Linked DNA regions of Homo sapiens: region 2 is linked to region 1. A link is a loop called in an ENCODE intact Hi-C map of the cell type or tissue named here. Cell type or tissue: HepG2. All regions are shown on one strand. Each heading gives the region's core, and the rest is flanking DNA. Links, peaks and the distances in the headings are about the cores only.

The links. A loop is a pair of places that touch in the nucleus more often than their neighbours do. Peaks named below come from ENCODE experiments on the same cell type or tissue, not always from the same donor. Only the 100,000 strongest peaks of a DNase experiment are listed, where the experiment ranks them.
Region 2: a loop joins it to region 1, with 4 times the contacts of the local background. A loop is called at or near these places in 6 of 110 quality-filtered maps.

Annotation. Positions count from the first base shown.
Region 1 is chr10:110,133,000-110,144,169 of GRCh38, reverse strand. ADD3 (adducin 3) reads right to left here. Exons shown (of 15, transcript NM_016824.5): 15 at 8,605-10,844. The coding sequence ends at 10,552. It also overlaps the pseudogene SNRPGP12. Among named protein-coding and RNA genes, the nearest start is that of MXI1, 69 kb to the left of the region's middle. In HepG2, for the core only: CTCF peaks have their summits at 5,773 (motif pointing left) and 6,931 (motif pointing left); DNase peaks (open chromatin) are centred at 5,759 and 6,879.
Region 2 is chr10:110,594,389-110,605,558 of GRCh38, reverse strand. It overlaps SMC3 (structural maintenance of chromosomes 3), which reads right to left. Exons shown (of 29, transcript NM_005445.4): 19 at 9,009-9,161; 20 at 7,269-7,420; 21 at 5,747-5,905; 22 at 5,013-5,120; 23 at 4,429-4,537; 24 at 3,675-3,922; 25 at 3,381-3,593; 26 at 2,894-3,085; 27 at 2,557-2,734; 28 at 2,269-2,375; 29 at 1-1,328. The coding sequence ends at 1,257. Among named protein-coding and RNA genes, the nearest start is that of SMC3, 32 kb to the right of the region's middle. In HepG2, for the core only: a CTCF peak has its summit at 4,877 (motif pointing right); a DNase peak (open chromatin) is centred at 4,898.

The DNA of each region.
Region 1 (11,170 bases), core at 2,997-10,996:
TTCCCAAAGTTATCCTTGGCTACCTAACTGAAGTGACACTGTGGTGCTCTGGAAGGCCCTCTGCACCCTAGATTAGCAAATGCCAGTGGGGATGCGAACTCTTTCTCACCTAGAAGCCACTTTAGCCATGAGAGAGACAAGTTGGGGAAGGCTTCTGTGATGTTGCTGCAAGCTCTAATACCTGATTTTCCTACCAGCTGGCAAGAAGGCTGCACTCAGTGAATAACCTGGCATAACAGTTAGAAACAGACTTAAGAGTCTGAATCCACTTACTAAGTGGTGAAATGAGAAAAATTCCTTAGCCTCTCTCTAAACCTGTTTCCCCCTTTGGTGGATAACCATATAGTGCATGATTGAGGATTAAATGAGATAATGTAATTAAAACATGTAGTACAAAGCCTACATGGTAGGCACTTGATAAACTGTAGCTATTATTATTATTAGCTTTATAGATCAGACTAATGGCTCCAAGGAGGATTTTCACCCTAAGCCACTTCCTGACTTTCACTATTTAAGATATATGAGAACATCTTTCTGCTATGTACATGTTATTAACATGTCACCAACATGAACAGTGTTGTCCCTTGTGAGCAACAGAAAGGAAGAATCTATTTTTGGCCATGCATGGTGAAGGACAAAAGGATGAACAAGGTATATACAGTCCCTGCTTTCCCAGAGCTTATGATCTTGTAGGGGAGACAGATGCATAATCAATAATGCTTACAAGACAGGCTAAGTATGATCCTGAAGTGCTACTGGAGTTTGGTAAAGGAAGAAGTCATTTTGATGAAAGGAAACATCCTCTATCAGTGTGCCCAGGTGGAGAAGGGTGCTTGGAGAGCTAAGGCGGTCACTGGGAGGGTATATGTCTTCTGCTGGGTACCCAGGTTGGGGAAGATGGGGTGGGAAAGAAGGCTGGCTTGCCAGGTGGCAGGGCTAGGTGTTCTATGGACAACTGTGGGAGTAGAGGACTGGATGACTCATGCAGCTGGCTCCTGAGTCCCCCAGATGATGACAGATTGGAGCTGCTACAGGTACGGTCCTAAGGAAGCCATTCTCTCCGGAAGCAGGTTGGAGGAGTGAACTGAGAGGTCATTATTTGGGTGGATGTGGCAAGACAAATCAGAGAGGCCTCTGACTCAGTGGCAAACGGCTATTGCCACAACCAGAGGGTTATGGAGGACGCCATGTGGAATCGAAGGTGTTTTGCCAGCATAAAATCATAGCCTCATTTTTTATAGGAGGAGGAAACACAGACCACTGTCTTCGATTCTCTTCTATTCAATTAGTGTTCTTGAGGTGCATCTTATAGTGACTCCTGGTAAGAGGGTGGCGGGGTTGGGGGCGGGGAAGGGCAGAGACATCACTGGAGCTAAATTTTTCTATAGTGAAACTGCCTCCCGATTGGAAAATTAGTTCACAGGAAACATGGGGCCATCTTCACAGCGAGTGTTTCAGTAGCACTTGGCCTTTGCTTATTCATCTTTGCTAGTCCTCAGGTAGGTTCTGGTGTGAAATATTAACTCATTCCTGCAGCCACTCTTACGTGGCTGTCTTGTTATCACACAGGGTTGCTTCCATTGTGAAAGCCATGTCAGGGCCCTTCCCTGTCTCTGCAGTGTGCCTCTCCCACAACGACTAGGGCCACTTGACCGACTTACCTGGCTGTGGTGTCCAGGACTAGTCCTAATGAGGCCAGCGGAACTGAGGTAGCTCTAGCTCCTGGCTCTGGGACTCACTGGGCACCAAGCCAAGCCTGTCCCCAGGCCAGTCCTGACCTTGTCTTGGCTCTGAGCACTGCCTGGCTTCTGGAATTCTGAGCAGTATTGTGTACCTCAGTTCTGATAACAGGATTCCCATCTGTCATTTTCCTTCTATCCGAGTTCCTGTCTTGAGGAACTGCTAACTATACCCAGGCCCCTTAAGCCTGAGGTCCTGCCATGATCTTGCCATTACCCCACAGGAAGTAGAGGAAGCGCTGCTCTTAGAGCTAAGCCTGTGGCTGGCACTCCTACACATGCTACTGGGCTTCTGCCATCCTGCTTTCTTACTCCAGAATCCTGACTGGGACTCCCACTTCCCTGATGCAGACCATTTACCAGACTACGCTTTTGGCCGATGGCTATGTTCTCGAGGCTCCATGTTTCACTGGCTGGGCTGGGCTTCCTACTAGCTCTCCAGCTCAAGCTGTTCCCCCAGTGCCTGACTTTGCTCAGTGAGTGGGTAGAATTCCTGAGCTTGCCCCACCCAGCCTGCCCTGTTCCTCTGCAGTTAATTGACCCATGCTCAGCTTGGCTTTGGCAAGTACATGTGCATATACCCTTGCTCAATATTAACTTAAAGGTCAAAATGGAGACACACGACCATACCTACATATCAAAAAATTTCATATTTTGAAAATATGTTCTAAAGTAAAACACTATTTTAAAAATAATTTAAAAACAAAACATCTCAATTACCACACAGGATATTTTAAATTAAATAATTTAAAAGGCTTAAGATACCCAAACATCCGGGTGCAGTGAGTCTTACCCCTCCCCGCGATGTGGACCAGTAGATAATATTTGGGATACAGTCTTGGTTATCCTAATAGCCTCAAATGACCTTTATTTCAGTTGAAACAATTGAAGCCAACATTTCCAAAACAGAAATCAGGTAGGAAGAAATGTTGAACTTTAACTCCTTAGTCCAGCAAACACCTTTGGAAGAGACTGCCTGTGCATGCCAACAAGCTGGCTGTATCTACATGTTCTCTCATAAAACTAGGAGCTCATCTACTCTGAAGTCAAAGTCTAGCAAGCCAGTTGCCACTGAATCCAACCTCTACAGCATTACTCAACAGGAAAGGGGTGAGTTATAGCACGCAACAACTACTTCCTCCCTAGCTCCTGCTTAGTGAAAATCTTCAGAAGCTATTGCTTTTGGAAAAAAAAAAAAAAACAATTAGTTTAGATCTTGACTGTCTATGAAAGAAAATGGTCTTCAAGGAAGGACAGAACACAGCCAGAAAACCATTGAGAAGAGTCTAGCAGAACTGTAGCTCCAGGTCCAGGCTGGGGACTGTCACTATATTTGTTTTATAAACCCAGAAAAGATAAGTCAGGAGTACCAGAGGGAAATCCAAAAGAGCCTGCCCTTTTTTTGAGATGGAGTCTCGCTCTGTTGCCAGGCTGGAGTGCAGTGGCACAGTCTCGGCTCACTGCAACCTCTGCCTCCCAGGTTCAAGCGATTCTCCTGCCTCAGCCTCCCGAGTAGCTGGGACTACAGGCGTGCACCACCATGCCCAGCTAATTTTTGTATCTTTAGTAGAGAGGGGGTTTCACCATGCTGGCCAGGATGGTCTCAATTCCCTGACTTCGTGATCCGCCCGCCTCGGCCTCCCAATGTGCTGGGATTACTTGGGCCCGGCTGAGTCTGCCTCTTAAGGCCTGCATTTTGCTGGGTGCAGTGGCTCATGCCTGTAATTCCAGCACTTTGGGAGGCCAAAGCAGGTGGATCAACTGCCAGGAGTTCCAGACCAGCCTGGCCAATACGGTGAAAACTTGTCTCTACTAAAAATACAAAAAATTAACTGGGCGTGGTGGTGGGCAACTGTAATCCCAGCTACTTGGGAGACAGGCGGGAGAATTGCTTGAACCTGGGAAGCGGAGGTTGCAGTGAGCCGAGATCATGCCACTGCACTCCAGCCTGGGCGCGACAGAGTGAGACTGTCTCAAAGAAAAAAATAATAATAAAGCCTGCATTTTATAACTGTACTACTTCCTAATTTCCATCCCTATCTGCTAGGATATGTTATATTGCTTTGGGAAATCCAAGTTTTTCTCAAAAATTTCAAGTCTAAATATCAATCTGAAGGGACACTGTTTGGTCTAAGAAGTCCAATTAACACTCTGCAATGGTCTTTCTATAGGGCTGACATATTTACCAGCTTTTTGAGTGCGAGTCTAATATAGACAATGAGGAAAATCTTGCCTATAAGTCCTTTCATCTGGTGCTGCAAGTTTGTACTACATATTGATTCTGCCATTTCATAAACACTTTTTAAAAAATCCTAGAGTTTCTTAGAAATCTAATATTCTTCAATACACGTTCAAATTAGATGAATAAAACCAATGCTATTAAAGCATGTTGTTCAGCAAGGAACGAGTATTTTGCCTCGTGACAGCAGTCATATAGCACTGGAGAGGTTTTCTTACCATCAGAAGCAAGGTCAGGACCGACTCTGGAGAATGACAAAACCGTTTGTGTAAAAATAAAATCTAGAAACAAAAAGGCAACTTAGTAACTTTCACGGGACGGGCATGGTGGCTCACGCCTGTAATCCCAGCACTTTGGGAGACTGAAGCGGGTGGATCACCTGAGGTCAGGAGTTCAAGACCAGCCTGGACAACATGGTGAAACTCTATTTCTACTAAAAATACAAAAATTAGCCAGGTGTGGTGGTGGGCACCTGTAATCCCAGCTACTTGGGAGGCTGAGGCAGGAGAATCGCTTGAACCCAGGAGGCGGAGGTTGTAGTGAGCCAAGATCGCACCACTGCATTCCAGCTTGGGCACAGAGTGAGACTCCATCTCAAAACAACAAGAACAACAAAAACCCCCTTCACCACAGCTTCAGTATAAAGACTTACCCAACCAGAAATTATATAGGCCTTAAAAATAATTGTGGGCCAGGCCTACTTCGGGAGCGTGAAGGAGGGTGAAAATTGTGTCATGGCAGCTCTGAGTCCATGGAGTCAACACCATGAGCAAGGATCTCTTTCCTGAGTTGGAAAAATGAATAGACAAGAATTATTGCTGGATTTAACTGGTGACAGACATGTCTAAGGAATATTGCAGGGATTTGATCCCTTTATGAATCTTTTGATTGATGGATGTGTGGAGATTGCAACTAGTGGGTAACAGAATGATATTCCTCATGGTGATATGAGGAAATTGTATCATGTTAGAAGCCTTGGGATGAGTATAAATCAAGGCTGTTTTGCAGAGAAATCCATGACCTCTCCCCGAAGGGCCTATTTTACTATGACGTAAAAATTGGATCATGTATATTTTCATACTAAACTTTTTGTTAAATAAAAAGGAATTGTGGACTGGATATATATCCATCTATTTTTCTGCTAGATAAAAAAAGCTTTTTTTTTTTTTTTTTTTGGTACAGAATATCAAAATGTGCCCGTTTGTCACTTGAAGTGTAAATGGCATTTAAAATATTAGAGGTTCCAACAGTAAAGAAATCAGCAACTTGAGACAATACTGTAAAGACTCATGGAGCATCTAAAAACTTGAAACTTTAGGAAACAACTATGGATAAATAATAATTAGGCTTGGTCTTGCAATGTGTTTCTCTAAACTGTTCCCGTAATAAAGTTCTAAACATCACAATTTGCAGTAAACTTTAGAAAATGTATCTATTATCTATTTTATCCATTCGTAGGTTATGCCCTGATGGGTTTCCAAGGAAAACTGTGGTATGACAAGCATGAAATGAAGACTTGAAGACCTTTTCTTGAATCCGGGCTTAGCGCCCCCATGAAGTGTATGACATTAGGTAAGCACCAGCTCTCAGAAGGATAATTCTTACAAAGTCAGAACAAGATAACCAGGCTATAAGGAACAAATAAAATAATCTGGTATCTATAAACTTTCCTCAACCTTAGACTGCACCTAGCAATGCATAATCAAAATAGAGTTCTAAATCAAGCCCAAAAATACTTCGAAGGAGTTCCCTCAATGAACTAAAACTAAATTTAGATCCACTATTGCCCCCTAATGGTCAGCTCTTAGAAATGAAACCCCTTTGAAAGTAAGAGTATGCAAATTCAGGGTTTTTTTCTATCAAGTTTCCCCAAAAGGCTTCTACATTGTTTTTCTCCAAGACAGACCATCTTCAATTACACTCATTTAAATAAAATTGTAGATACAGTGTATTTCTGATCTTTAAAATGACTTCTGTAACTAGATTAAGCTACCTTTTCTGGTTTTAAAAACATTTTCCTTAGAATGTTTCTTCTGTTTCCAATAATGGAAATCAAGAAGAAAAGAAAAAGAAAAAGGGCTTCTTCTCAAGTCTCTGCTGCATCTTAAGCAAAAGTATGATAACTTGTCTTCCAGGTGTCATGGTGTAAGATTTAGGAGCTGGTTCTTTATCCTAAAGGTTGCTATCACCACAGGTCATTCCTGCTTCTCAGGTATCCACCAATTTCTTCATTCTTGAGGTGATTTGTTAGGGAAAAAAGTCTTCCAAATCAAAAGTCAATGTTTGATCCCAAATCTACTTATATCAAAATACAAGTTCACCGTGGCTTGACTTACAGTCCAAACTAAGATAACTGCCTCTTCCTAAAAACCATGGAAATGTACTGCAGCCACACAGGGTCTGGCACACAGATGGCATGAGTAATTATAGAAGTCTGAATCTCTATGGGTGGAATCCTACCACCTACTTTTCATCTTCTACAAGCCTTAGTTTCATTATCTACAAAATGGGAATAATATCATCTACTTTGTTGGGATACTGGGAAGGCCAAATGAAGTCATATATGAAAAGCATTTAGCCTAACGTTTGGTACACAGAAGGCATCAACAAAAAATATTATCGGTTAGCTCCTTAGTAAAAAAGAAAAAAAAAAGTCAATTATTGAAGAAGGCATTGTCTTGTCACTCACAGGTATGAAAACTCTGAGGTGTCATATCCTATCACAGCCTCTGAGAGCACACCACAACTTTCTATGTGTTCTCCACTGTGGGTGATATCTGTAATGAGACCTGCTAAGGAAACAAAGTCGAGAACGATCTACTGAGGAGAATAAACAACAAAGGAAATGCCTTCTCTTTCAAGTTCTGGGTATTTCACAACAAACATGGTGCCTACAGACTAAATAGGGAAGTTCAGTGCAAGGAATGGAAACATTGGATTGTTAGATCTATTACTCCCTCTAGTGGCCACAAACAAGACTGTTTTTATCAAAATCCCAGTTTGGCCAAGATTGCAACTTGGATATGTGTATGTATCAACCTTGAGTTTGAAAAGAAATAACCAGTCTGTATTTTCTGCCTATGTGGGGGGGAAAAAGGGGCCTGATGTTAAGAGAAGCCAGTGCTGTCACAAATTTTATCAGTTTGGTTTTTATTCCCTGAATGAAAATACTAATCAATGAAGAAAAGGCACATGCGAACTTTTCTACTATATTGACTCTCAAGTGAGAACTGAAGATAATCGCCTTTGTTGCTTTATGAAAGGGAATTTTGAAATGAGCATCTTTCTAAAATAGCAATTTTTTACCACAGGGTGATTTACAAGCCAAGGTAATAATTAAATATGCCCAAGACTATGACTATTTTTCTCTGACCAAACCCTTCATTTTTATAATGGGTAATTATAGTAAAAACTTCAATTAACCAGAGCCCTCAATTAACATGTTATCCTCCTCTTGTACTGTATTTTTAGGGCAAAGTAGAAAAATAATCACAAGAAGTTATTCATATGACAGATTTAGTTTGAAAATCTAGATGTGTTATCTAAGTAGGAAAAAAAACCCTGAAAAATTACATTCACACCATAATATATAAAAAACACCTACATATAAATGATATATATATAAATATATATAACTAGATAATAGCTGGAAGGGAATATAATTTTTTTAAATGTGAATATGGACCAGACATGGTGGCTCACGTCTATAATCCTTATGATTTGAAAGGCTGAGGCAAGAGCATCACTTGAATCCAGGATAACACGGTGAGATCCTGTCTCAACAAAAAACAAAGAAACAAAATAGCTGGGTGTGGTGGTGCATGCCTGTAGTCCAAGCTACTTGGGAGGCTAAGGAAGGAAGATCACTTGAGCCCAGGAGTTTGAGGCTGCATTGAGCTATGATCACACCACTGCACTCCAGCCTGGGCGACCATGTCAAAAAGGAAAAAAGGCTGGGCACAGTGGCTTACACCTGTAATCCCAGCACTTTGGGAGGCCGAGGTGGGTGGACTGTTTGAAGTCAGGAGTTCAGGACCAGCCTGACCAACATGGCAAAACTCTGTCTCTACTAAAAATACAAAAATTAGTTGGGCATGGTGCCGCATGCCTGTAATCCCAGTTACTCAACAGGCTGACGCATGAGAATCACTTGAACGTGGGAGGCGGAGGTTGCAGTGAACCAAGTTTGTGCCACTGCACTCCAGACTGGGCAAGAGTGAGACTCCGTTTCAAAAAAAAAAAAAAAAAAGTGAATGTGATAAAATTGTGAACTACTTTCTACTCTTTCTGCTGTTTTTCTATTACATTGTTATTTGTACAACAAATACATTAAAAATCAGAGAGGTACATATCCTGCAACATCTATTCTACATTGATAGAGGCTGCCATACCCATTATCAAGAGACAAAACAGGTCTCTCAGGGAATATCTCCTCTAACATAAGCTGAAAAAAGACAGGTTTTGTATATATATATAATTTTCAACTAATTTGAAAATATATTTATCAGGACATTCTTTATTCAGAAGCATCAATAACTTACCAAGTTTCACTGAAGTATAAAACTCAACAGACCATGAATAGGCTAAGTAACCACCTGTGAATGGAAACCTCATGATACAAGTCCGTATATTTAAAATACTGTTTATTTGTGATTTAACATTAATTAGCATTACATCTAAGAGCAATATCAGATAACATTTATACATTTTTCCACAGGACACAGAGGTTCATTGGCTCATTCTTTATGCCAAAGCAAGTAAATAGAGGCATTAGCAAAAGGTGCAATAGTTCACTGTTATGTTTAAAAAATATTTATGCACATTGCATTCATTTAGATATATATATTTTTAAAAAGTTATGGAAAAGCATAGTTCACAGGTTACTATTTCTACATACATTGTAATACAACATAAATGATGTAGAACATTAAAAAAATCTTCCAATAGAGAGTTAAGCAACTGAAAGTTTCCACCAAGAGATTAAAACACTGATTCCAGTAGTTAGTGAGATCTAGAATGACATTTCCAGGCTCTGGCTCAACTCTGCATTATCATATGCACACAAACAGAGCCAGCTCCAAAACACACTGTAATCAATGTAATTTTTTGCATGCCAACTCACCCTTAAGAAACACTTTGAGTTATTTTTACCCACGATCATTCTGGATCATTGATTTTGCATCGAACTGTGACATCACTTGGGTGAAAGGGGAAACGCCTATATTAAGCCTAGGTTTAAATTTGTATTTACATTAAAAAGAAAGGTCACTGAAAAGATTTTTTTAAATCTGTAAAAATCAAGAAGTGGTAGTTTTCTTACTGGTGGGATTAGACCTGCTGATTTCTTCTAGTGCTGCCCTCTAAAGATACAAAAAATTAGAAAGATTTGACCCTTTTAAAACTCAAATATCAACCAAGAAAGACATTGCTTTTGGCAGAGAAGCAGAATTTTAGAAATTTGGGACATGTTTCCAACAAATCACACTTTGTATCCTATCGTGAATATGAGTCACCATCAAACTAGAATTCTTCTTTTCACATCCCATCTTTTGTCCCCTTAATTTTTCACTTTCCCTTTCATTCTTTTTCATTTGGCTACCTTATGAGACTTTTCTTTACTCATTAGCAATACTAAGAGAAAAATACAGTTTAAGATTCAAATATGAATCTAGATGTACCTTTACATGCTCTAATCCTGTTTTAACACCAAGTCCCTGGATTCTGGAGTTATATTTAAGTATACTCAGTACCAAGCAGCCTTAAGTATGCTCTACTGTGAAAAGATTGGCTAATATGCTTAGGACACTTTTATACTGAACGGTATACAAACATCAACATACAAAATTTTTTTTTTTTTTTTTGCCAGAGTTAAACTAAATAACCCATGTTATGTGTACAAAATCCCCTTTGTTGAAAAATAAGGGGCTTTCTAAACTAATAAAAAAGGAAGTTTTCAAAAATTATAGTTTATTAAAACAACTTTTTTGGCAAACAAAGTTACTTCAGGTGAGGAAATTTTATACTGTGAATAAAATTCCAAATGAATCTTTTCTTAAAACTTTTTAAAAAATTATGTGCCAGTGTATACTAATGCTATAGATTCTTGTCTTAGAAGTTTTTAAAGCATTCTGTTAATGCCCACTGAAACAATGGGACTCCAAAAATATAGTCAATAATCATGATAAAAAATTATAATATGATTATCAAGTGAAGCAGGTATTGAGAAATAAAAATTCTCACTTGCTCACTGGCAATTTCTTTCTAACAGATATTATGGAGAAGGCCTGAAGTAATTCAGACAGATAGCTGTTTATGGTGAATTATAATAATACTTCATGAGGGCAGAGCTAATTAAAACTAGTAATTGCTTAAAATTCAAAGCCATTTCTGGACATATAAAATGAGAGATGAATCTGAAAGTTTTTCTTTTGTAAAACCTCTTTCCAGTTCTTAAAGTCCAGTTTGCTACATCCCCCAATCTGATCTACCATTGCATATTAATGATCAACTTAAATGTGGTATTTAGATGTGCAATGTCACATTGTTATAATAATAATTATAAAAAGACTTTATTTAGGCCTCAACTTTCTCCTTTTTTTTGTTCTTTTTCAGAAAAGAAGGAGTGCGGAATTTCTTCTTTTTCTTGGATGGCGATTTTGAAGGGGAGCCTTCAGGTGACAGGACTTCTTCGATTTTCTCTGGAGACTTAATAGTAATCTCGATGTTTTCTATGGTTGTACTTGTGCTTAACCTACTCACTCGCTTAGCAAGCTCATCTTCAACATCATGCATATCATCCTTGCCATTTACTACCATGACAGGCACTTCCATGGAGATGAAGCTCTTGGAAAACAGCTCATGGTTTTCTACGAAAGGGGAGGGTTTTTTGGGGGTTATTTTACATACTTAACATTTTTGCTCTACTTTACAAAACTGAAATGTTTTAGCAATGTAATAAGGCATTACTTTGATTCCAATGAAGACAGATCATTATTTTAATAAACTGTGATCTATTAGCAAGAAGCTAATTTTCTTTAATGATATAAAGGGGAAAGGAACAAAGTTGTTAAACCAAAGAGCAAAAGCTAGATAATCCCAGTTTGATGAAATAACAGTTTCATTGTAAATCAATTAAGTATAAATGAGGAAGACAACATATTTTTCTCTAGTTTTGGGATCATTTGGCAATCAA
Region 2 (11,170 bases), core at 1,528-9,527, 460 kb before region 1:
GTCCCATTACTATTTCTTTATTTTAAAAGTATCTCTTTAGGTATTTCTGGTTTCCAATGATGGAAGAGTAGCTCCTAACAAATTCTCCTGCAGATAACCAGTATAAACTCAGGCCAGGGGAAATCAAGAAAAAGAAATTAAAGGTAAATATTTGAAAAGGAAGAAATAAAACTGCCTCTTTCTTGCAAATGACATGACTGTCTATGTAGAAAATCTCAAAGAATCTACAAAAAGCTACGAGGACTATTGAGGTAGTTTTCCAGGGTCACAGGAGACCCCCAGTGCTTAAAGACCTACTTTCAAAGAAAAGAGTAGTATGGAAAGGGAAAAAAATGTAACTTCACAACAAAGAAACCTGGCAAGTACAATGTTGGGTAGGTGATCAAGGTAAACATCAGTGATAAAACATGTTAATAATATGTACTATTATATGAGGTAATGAGAATACTTCGCTTCTGTGGTATTAGCTCCAATCTAACCATGAGAAAAATATTAGACAAACCTAATTTGAGGGACATTCTACAAAATATGTGAATATTATTCAAAATTGTCAAGATATGATAAACAATGACAGAGAAATTGTCACAGACTAGAGGAGATGTAAGTAAATGTAATGTATCCTCTGTGGGATCCTAGAAAAGAAAAAGGGCCTTAGTGGAAAAACTAGTCAAATCTGAATAAAATCTTGAGCTTAGTTGATAGTAATGTATCAATGATAAATATACCATGGTAGGGGCTGATTTTGTGCTTCCCTTCCCAAACTCACATGTTGAAGTCCTAACCCTCAATACCTCAAATTTAACTGTATTTGGAGACAGGTCTTTTAAAGAGGTGATTAAGTTAAAATGAGGCCTTACATCCAATCTGATTAGTGTTCTCACTGGAAGAGACTATGACAAATGAAAAGCCACATAAAACACTATATTAGTCATAAAACCGATTATTTAATTGAAGCTATAAAAAAGGTAGTATAAGTGATAAAATAATTAGGAAAGAATATTTAGCATGTTTCAAAACATTTAAAATAGGAGCAGAACATTTTACAAAAAGTTGTACAGGAAATTAAATTCTTAAACTATCAGTACAAACATGACATTACAGAGTATCTTATAAAATACAAAGACAAATATAAAAGGACTATGATGCTTTAAGTCTGAAAACTATTGGCCAAATATTTAGGTTTAAATTTACAGTTCCTGGGTATGAGAATCATATTACTATATACATCTCCCAAACCAGTAGGTAGTATTTTCCAATTAACCATGTGTGGTATCATCTTCTACAAAGTCTTTGGCCATCTCTGCTGTGATCACATCAATATGACTAACCTGAAGAATAAATGTTAAAAACAAAAATCTGTTAATTACATCAGTGTTTACATTGTATAGGGTAAATATATACAGCCTATCAACTACATTTAACTACATTTTTTAATTTTTAGTTTTTTTTTTTTTTTTTTTTTTTGAGATGGAGTCTTGCTCTGTTGCCCAGGCTGGAGTGCAGTGGCACCATCTTGGCTCACTGCTACCTCCGCCTCCCAGGTTCAAGCAATTATTCTGCCTCAGACTCCCAAGTAGCTGGGACGACAGGTGCACGCCAGCATGCCCAGCTAATTTTTGTATTTTTAGTAGAGACGGGGGTTTCACCATACTGGCCACGTTGGTCTCAAACTCCTGACCTGGTTATCTACCTGCCTTGGCCTCCCAAAGTGCTGGGATTACAGGCATGAGCCATTGCGCCCGGCCTATCACCTATATTTTACATATGAAGGAAAATAATTCTGAAGCACTGACTTATAAAACCTTTATTTACAGTGGTGTTTGTTCAATGCATAGATTTAAAAAATATGTATTTTAATGCTCTGAAGAAATAAATATCATGCCTAAACATCTAAACTACCTTTTTGTTCACTTTCTATTACTTTGCTATTTCATCAAGAATTTTAAGGTTGGGAAGACACCCAGGAAGAGCTATGCAGTCTATACAAATGAACATATATAATTGTTAAAGACTGTGCATTACAGAAGCATTGAATAGACTGGACAGAAAGATATTGTTTATTAATGCCAATGAAAATAAAACCAATGCAACGCCATAAAATACTGCTAAACTTCATAGTTATTTGAAGGAAAAGTTCTTTCTTTACAAAGACATCAGATAAGCAAAGACTTTCTAAGTTTTCTTTCACTATTTAAGTAACATAAAATCAGAATTCAACAAATATAATTGAATAAATACAAACTTAAACTCAATGTAAAATAAAATTACCTTATTTCTGAACTTTACACCATAGAATTTGTCAGCTGACTCAAGCAGTTCAGGCCTAAAAGTAGTTGTAATAAACTGAGCATGTACAGCAAGTTCCATAATCATATCTGTAAAAAGAAAATTGTGCTTTAACAAATTTCTTTTCAGCAGATCTGAAAATTTAAAAAGCAACTATCTTTACTCTTACTAAAATTCAAAACTGCCTGAGTTTGATTTTTTCATATATACATCAGCAAATATTACCAGCTTATTGTTAAATACAAAACCAAAACTGTACTGAAACTGTACCTGACACAGCCTTTCTGTGCTGAGCATCCAGAGCCTGGTCAATTTCATCAAACAAGTAAAATGGAGCCGGGTCACATTTCTGAATGGCAAAAATCAGAGCAAGGGCTACCAAGGATTTCTGTCCACCTGAAAGCTGTTGCATTTCTCTCATTTCACCTTGTTTTCCTGTAAATGACACCTAAAAATAAACATATTATGAGTTAATATCCTAAAGGGCAGAATCACCACCATCTTTCAAAAGTAACTTGCATATAATGCACCAATCAGATTTGCAAAAGATACTATAAATTCTATTATGGTAATGCTCTGAGGAAAATGGAATATAAAGGTATTTTACCCTAATTCCAACTCCAGTAAACTGGTCAACTGATGGGACACTGCTTTGTGAGCCAGAACCCCTCTCACTCTCACCACTCCCTTCTCCTTCATCTTGAGACTGACTGCCCTCCACATCTCCTTTCTTCATCACCAAAGTAGCTTTGCCACCAGGTACTAACTTCTGGAATACTTCACTGAAGTTCTTAGATACCTTAAAACAAAAGCAGATTGAAATATAAATTTTGCTTAGAATTATATATAACACTTAAGTAAAATATTTAAAAGCAACCAATTATTTTTTAATCTTAAGAACAAGGATAACAGACTAGATCCTTCTAAGGGCTGTGTAAAACATTCAAGTTACTGTAAACCTATATGCTAGGTTTGTTCACATGTATTAGATTCACCTGGTAATGAGGAAAACAGCTTTAAAATCTTTACAAACTGAAAAGAGCTGGAAGCTTTTGTCCTCTGTGTGTATGTTTTAACTACAAAGCGAAACATACCTGTTTGAAAGTTAACTGAATAGCTTCATATTTCCGAAGTTCAAGTACATTCATCAGTTCCATGATTGATTTGTAACCCCTATCTAACTCTTCTTGACGCTTTATTAACTTTTCTTTCTGCTCGGAGAAATTTACAAACTGATCCAAAGCCTTTTTGTTAACATGGCTGTACTTCTTTAATTCTGTGTTGCACTGCTCAAGTTTTCGAAACAACTATAAAGAGAAAATATGTATTCATATAAATAAATTTATATACTGAGCAATTTGTAACAAGACTTCAAATTTAAAACCAACCTGTTTGAGGCTCAGTGTCTGGTACTTTTCAAATGCTTCCTGGGGAAGTGATCCAAGTTCTCGAATTTTCTTCATACACTCTTCTTTCTTCTTCAATAGCATGCCTTGCCGATTTGTCATCTTTTCCAGTTCTTTAGTATCATGATTTATAGCATCCATATGTTCTTTTTCCATATTTTTCCAGCGCTCCATACTCTTCTGAAGCTCCTTAATTCCAGCTTCTGTTTTATCAATGGAATTGTCCAAATCTAAGATGGGGGGAAACAAAATTAGGCTATAATACCTATAAAGCCAGTGTTATATGTTGAGTATAGATTTTTATGATCAAACCTACCAAAATAGGTTTTAGGTTTTGTGTTTAAAATTTTCTGTGAAAATTTATGAACCATGTTAAGTCAGTACAAAATTAGAAGTATATATGAGTCACTCAAATATATAATTTTCATTATTCAATGTTAATGCTTATAAACTATAGTTATTTTCTAACAACTAAGTGATGAGAAACTTTCGTCAGGTATTTCATATTTTATCAACAAAATGAATCATTTATGGTCTCAAAATTGTCATAAACATTTCAGTAAAACAAAAGTTACTATTTATAGTCAACTTCCTAAATTCCATTTGCTATACATTGTTTATAATGGAAAACAAAAAATCATTAGCATATGCTTCTGCCTATTTGGACATTTCATTCTGTAGTAAACAATTTTATAAAACATGCATATAAACAAAATTTTACTACATAAAAATTCACCTTCTGATCGTGCCATAGTGTCTTTTACTCTTTTATTGATGGCTTCAAGTTCTGATGTTGTGGCTGTGAGAACAGTACCCCCTTCTGTCTCTCTCAGCTCATTAAGTTCCTGTAACAAAAAATACAAATTCCATTAGTTTCAAATGTTATGACTGCCAACATTTTCTATGGCTATTGTCTGAATAAACATTCAAGAAAACAAAAAAATATAAATACATCATATAATTACAAATACTTAGAAGTATCCATTAAAGGGAAGAAAAAAAAGACACAATTACTAGAAAATTTCTAAGCATCTAACCACCACTGAAAAAATATTAACAAAGTACTTAGAATGTGTCAGGATAGCAATTATATAAAACAAGTATGATAATGCTTAATTCACACAAGAAACTGAGGCTTAGAAATAGTGACTTGTCCAAAATCACACACTAGGTGGCAGAATTCCAACCCAAGGCCCACAAGACACTAAGCTTTCTGTCCCCAAAGCCCATGCTTTCAATCAGAGCCTCTGATATAACCACTTGCAATAGGTCATGGCCACCAAGGAGCCCTTAAAAAAAAAAAAAAAAACACATACACACCTGTTCTACTTGGTCCAAGCGTTTTCTCAGATTCTCATTGAGATAAGTCTCTACTCGAGTAATAATACCTTCTAATTTAATTCTTTCATTTAGCAACTGTCTGTTTTCCTAGAATTAAGAAAAAGTTGTCTATATAAGCATGTACATTTCACACACAGGAATGGTGCTCATTTGCTGTCCTCTCTAGTACTTGTGCTCATGTGAGCTGAAATGAAGTTTAATATGTTATATTCTTCAAAAAAGCCCTATACTTTCTTCATTTTTCTCTTATCAATTCATAATGTTAAATTTTTGTGGCTGGCCCTTTTTATAACGCATGCTGTCAAAAACAGTTTCTTTAAATGCTTTTCATTTTTTAGAATCGGTGTTGGTAGTTTACATCTATGCAGTTTTAAAAATCAATTAAAATGCTTGATCAAAACATTAAATATGTAAAGGCAGTAAGATAAATATGGTAAGGCTAACAAGCTCAAACTCATAGCAATACTTACAACTAATAAGTAATGCTAATTAACTAAATTTTAAGGAAATGAAAATTTCTTGTATAATCCTAACCTAGCTAGATTGGTTTAGAAAAACAAAATCTTATTTACTCCTATGTATATTAAAAGTCCAAGCCTCATTTTAATATTTTCTCAGTTCTTTTCTTTCATATTGCCCTAGTTAGCAAGAAAGGCCCTTTTCACAATAGCCAATTACTAACGAATTCTTTTTCCAGTCAGCTGTCTACTTACCTGCTGAAGTTGACGAATCTCATCATTCAGTGCATCTACTCTCTTCTGATCTTCCAAACTCAGTTGAGAAAGCAAATCAGTTCCCAGTTCTGCTTTCAATGACTCTCTGGTAGACTCCATAGCATGCAAGCTTGCCTCCAAACTCTGTAAGCTACGTTGCTATATGACATTATCCATTTATTAGTAAGGTATTAGCCACTGTATTACTTATAGTGAAAATTTTAAAACAATCTATATTTGATTGAGCTAAATATATAGACATATCAACTCAAATATTAGGTGCCTATTAATTTGGTAATTAGGACTCTAGCAACAAGAAAAATATGATGTAATAGTATAGGTGGGGCAGGGTGGGGCAGATCATATTCCATGATTAAACTATACAAAAATCTTCAGGCATATTATAAGAACAAAAAGTTGCCGGGCGCAGTGGCTCACGCCTGTAACCCCAGCACTTTGGGAGGCCAAGGTGGGTGGATCACGAGGTCAGGAGTTCGAGACGAGCCTGGCCAACATGGTGAAACCCGTCTATACTGAAAATACAAAAATTAGCTGGGTGTGGAGGCACACGCCTGCAATCCCAGCTACTCTGGAGGCCGAGGCAGGAGAATTGCTTGAACCCAGGAAGTGGAGGTTGCAGTAAGCCGAGATCACGCCATTGCACTCCAGCCTGGGCGATAGGGCGAGACTCCATCCCCCTCAAAAAATAAAAAGTTGTCAGAATATGGTTGGGATGGTACAACTGTAGGCACATCTTTTTTTTTTTTTTTAAGCTCTTTGTAGTTTTAGTATTATACTAAGTAAAAGATTTGTCAAAACTGTCAAGTTTATGAGACCAATAACACACTATCACTTATAAGTTTGCTTTCTAATTTTAATACAATCTGGACAAAACGGAATCAAATATTCAACTAATTCCATTGTGCTTCAGATAAAAATGGTTACTGACAAAAACTGACCATCAGACAGTACTCTTATGTCACAGCTTCAAATGCCTATTTGTTCAATGAAGGTGGAAAGTTTGAACGTGCCAACAATAGGAGACTTTGGGTATCCATGGGTTTAAGAATGGTAAAATAGATGTAGATATCCAAAAGTATGGGTCTAGCCTGGGCACAGTGGCTCACACTTGTAATCCCAGCACTTCGGGAGGGCAAGGCAGGTGGATCATCTGAGGTCAGGAGTTTGAGACAAGCCTGGACAACATGGTGAAACCCCATGTCTACTAAAAACACAAAATTAGCCGGATGTGGTGGCGTATGTCTGTAGTCCCAGCTACTCAGGAGGCTGAGACAGGAAAATCGCTTGAACCCAGGAGGTGGAGGCTGCAGTGAGCTGAGAACGCACCACTGCACTCCAGCCTGGGTGAGACAGAAAGAGACTCTGTCTTCAAAAAAAAAAAGTATGGGTCCAAACAAAAATGAAACATAAAATTCAAGGATAACCCATATAATGTATGATTCATATTTCCATATTATTAATCTGTAACAATCGATCTATAACCAAAGATATACTTACGAACCTTAGGCATGAAGGTTTTCTCTGACTGCTGCCTCTTCTCTTTTAGCATCTTCATTTCTGATAATATGCTATCTCTAGATGCTTTAAATTTCCTTTGCTGGGTCTCGATCTGTTGCATTTGGTTCATCAACTGATCAATTTCATTATTAATCCATATACAAGGCTAAGGAAAATTATCTCCAGGTTGTAAATATATCGTATGTTCTTAATTCTTTTTAGACACAACACCATGTATCCCTTCCTTTTCTTTACCCCCAAATAACATTTATGTCCTCAAATTTATGGACCAAAACAATGCTGAACTATATTACCCAAAATGCATTCAATCATAAAGAAGCTTGAAACATTTCACCCCATTTCACTCTCAGAATAACATGTATACTGTTTTACTAAAAGTTATACAAAACAAATTCTTGGAAAACCATAAAGGAGGTTAGGTGAAATCTAACAATATTACATACTTTTAAATATCTTTTCATTCAACAAATGTTTACTGTTACTATGCTTAAGGCACTATGTTAAGGGTTTATGTATGAAGAGTTCTTGCCATGTGTGGAATAATTCAATCTAGCTGGATTATCAAACACAGGAAGACAGCTGGTATACACTGTCAACATCCTCCTTTTCCTCAGTATTTCCCCATACGCTCTTTGTGTTAACATCTTGCCAAATTCAGGCAGTTCTTTAAAGTGCGATATGCAGACCCCTGCAAGGTCAAAGCTCAGGTGCTTATTTTTCTTTTTCTGTGCTTGCACTGATGGCACAGAAGTTATAAATCTGCAGTTTTAAAAAAATTCCAGTTTCACCTGAAGCAGTTAAAAATCATTAACTTTATATCTATTCTTGATGCTCAAGTACCTATATTTTTCAACTTGTGTGGCAAAATGGAAAGCACACATAAAGTACTTCTTATACCAAAGCACCATGGTGGTTTTAAGAAAATCCACATATACAATTGTTTCATTTGTGAACTGAACTAACCACTCCTCATGCAGCACCATTTTTATGTAAAAAAAAAAACTATGGCTACTCCGACTTGGTTATCTGACAGCCATTTCCTCCACTAACATTAAATCTGCACCAAATAACTTCAAGACAGTAAAATCTAACATTTTTCACCCTCCCCTGTCACCTTTTTTTTTTTTTTTGAGACAGGGTCCCACTTTGTCACCCAGGCTGGAGTGCAGTGGTGTGATCTCAGCTCACCGCAACCTCCACCTCCCAGGCTCAAGTGATCCTCCTGCCTCAGCCTCCCAAGTAGCTGGGACTACAGGCCTGTGCCACTGTACAAGTACAATAAAATGCCAGTCCTTATATATTTGACTTCTAAGCAATATGTAACATTACTGATGCCGCCCCCACTCTCTTCCTTAAAACAGTATCTCTTGCTTACATAAATTCAACAGGGAAGAAGGGAAAAAAAAAAAAACTACCAAGGTTTTACTTGTACAATTCACAAACTGATCCTTCTCAGTTTCCTCTTTCTTTGCCTGATACAACCTTTATTTTTGTGTTCTATGGGTTCTTTTCTTCCAAGTGACTTCATGGTATTAGCTACTTAACACTTAAGCAAAGAATCATTAAAATAGCTTTTAGTCTTCAAAAGCTAAACAAACATAAGCTCTTGAACTTAAAACACAAGAAATTTTTAATATGTGAAAAAACAAAAGATTATATATGGCAACCAAAACACAGTTCTTCCCCCACAATATCTATCACTATGCACAAAACAAAAAGATATTTTCAATATTTCTGCGCAGGTTTTCATTGAGCTTTGCTTCAAGTTCACCTAGTTCTTCTTCTGCTTTTCTAACATCTTTTTGCAATTCAAGTCGAGACTTCCTTGTGTCATAATAACCCCCAGTTAGAGCACCCCGATGGCTGACTTGGTCACCTATAAACAAAACATATGTAATAGGTCTGTACAACTTTTTTATTCAATGATAAATTGACTTATAACAAAAAAACTAACCTACAGGCTTTAAGTAGATAATGAGAATTGAAAGTAATTTAAACCACCCTGAAAAAATTTTGCTTTTCAATGCTAGATTTTTTTTTTTTTTTTTTTTGAGACAGGGTCTTGCTCTTGTTGCTCAGGCTGGAGTGCAGTGGTGCGGTCATAGCTCACTGCAACCTCAAACTCCTGGATTCAAGTGATCCTCCTGCTTCAGCCTCCTGAGTGGCTAGGACTACAGGTGTGCACCACCACACCTTTTTTGTAGAGACCAGGTCTTGCTATGTGCCCAGGCGGTTCTCGAACTCCTGCCCTCAAGTGATCCTCATGCTTTAGCCTCTTAAGTATCTAGGATTACAGAGTCAAGCCACTGTGCCCAGCCAAAATTTGCAGTCTTTAAAAAAAAAAAAAAAAAAAAAAGAACCTCCAGTTGAACCTGAACATCTACCAGAGGGGAAGGAAGTGAAGACTAAAGAGGAAATATTAGTAGGACACAGGACCTAGCTTGAAATTTCCACTGGCCATATTTGGGAAAATTTGAGCATCAAAATAACAATACCAATGTAATAACATATTGAATTAAAAAAAAAAAATTCATGAATCACAGTGATACTTTTTTAAAAAATGAAAATTGGAGACTCTTTTCTACAGAAGAGTGACAGCTAATAAATGCAGCAGCAATAACAGAATTTATGAATCACCATTTTGAAACCCCCCAGTGTAACAACTGATTCAGGCAAGAGTCAACAAAGTGCTAAAGCAACTGAAGTTGTTGGGAGAACCTGACTTGAAGAATAATCTCACATATTATTAAATTACAAAGGGGCAAAGGGATACCTTTACAACGGAGAGATCTGCAGGTGATCAAACCTAGTATCACTAACAATGGGACACATTATATGACACCATAAGTACATATCATTCATGTAGCATTCATGCCAACAATATTTAAACAATGATGAGGAAGCAATAAGACAAATCCAGAAAATGGAACTTTTCTGGATTTCTCTGGGTGGGGAGAAGGGAGCAGGAGGAACTGTCTTATATTTAAAGAATCTAGACCGGGCATGGTGGTCATGCCTGTAATCCCAGCACTTTGGGAGGTTGAGGCAGGCAGATCACCTGAGGTCAGGAGTTCGAGACCAGCCTGACCAACATAGAGAAACCCCGTCTCTACTAAATACAAAATTAGCCGGGCATAGTGGCGCATGTCTGTAATCCCAGCTACTTGGGAGGCTGAGGCAGGAGAATCGCTTGAACCTGCGAGGCGGAGGTTGTAGTGAGCTGAGATCATGCCACTGCACTCCAGCCTGGGCTCGAAACTCCATCTCAAAAAAAAAAAATAAAGAGAAGACACTATATGCATACTTGATTTAATCCTAAATAGAAAAATATTTTAGGATAATTGAGAAAACTTGAATATGGATACTTTTTAGAGGATATTAGGTTAATGTTAAATTTCTTAGGTGTAACAATGATACTGTGGCTATACAAAAGAATGTTCTTATTGTTAGGAGATGCATGCTTAAATTTTAGAGATGACATGACATGATGTTTTACTTATTCTTGGATGGTTCAAAAACAACCACAACAAAACGTACATATACAGAAACAAAGCTTGGGGGGAGATGGGTTTACCTGCTTTCTTCAACAAATAAAGAGGAAAAAAAAAATTGAGGGCAGGTAAACTAAACCTATATACTGGAGGTTCTTAACCTGGATTTCAAAGATAAAATTCAGAAGATCTGTGATCTGAGTAGGAAAAAAATTTACATCTTTATTTTTATTAACCTCAAAATGAGATTTAGCATTTCCCTTCTATAACGAACACGACAAGAACCACAGTAGTAGTATTAGTATCTGTGACTACCAAAAGAAGAGCTATTTTCATATTAGGTAACACTTGTCAGATGTCAAAATATTGTTTACATGTATCAGTACTTCAAACT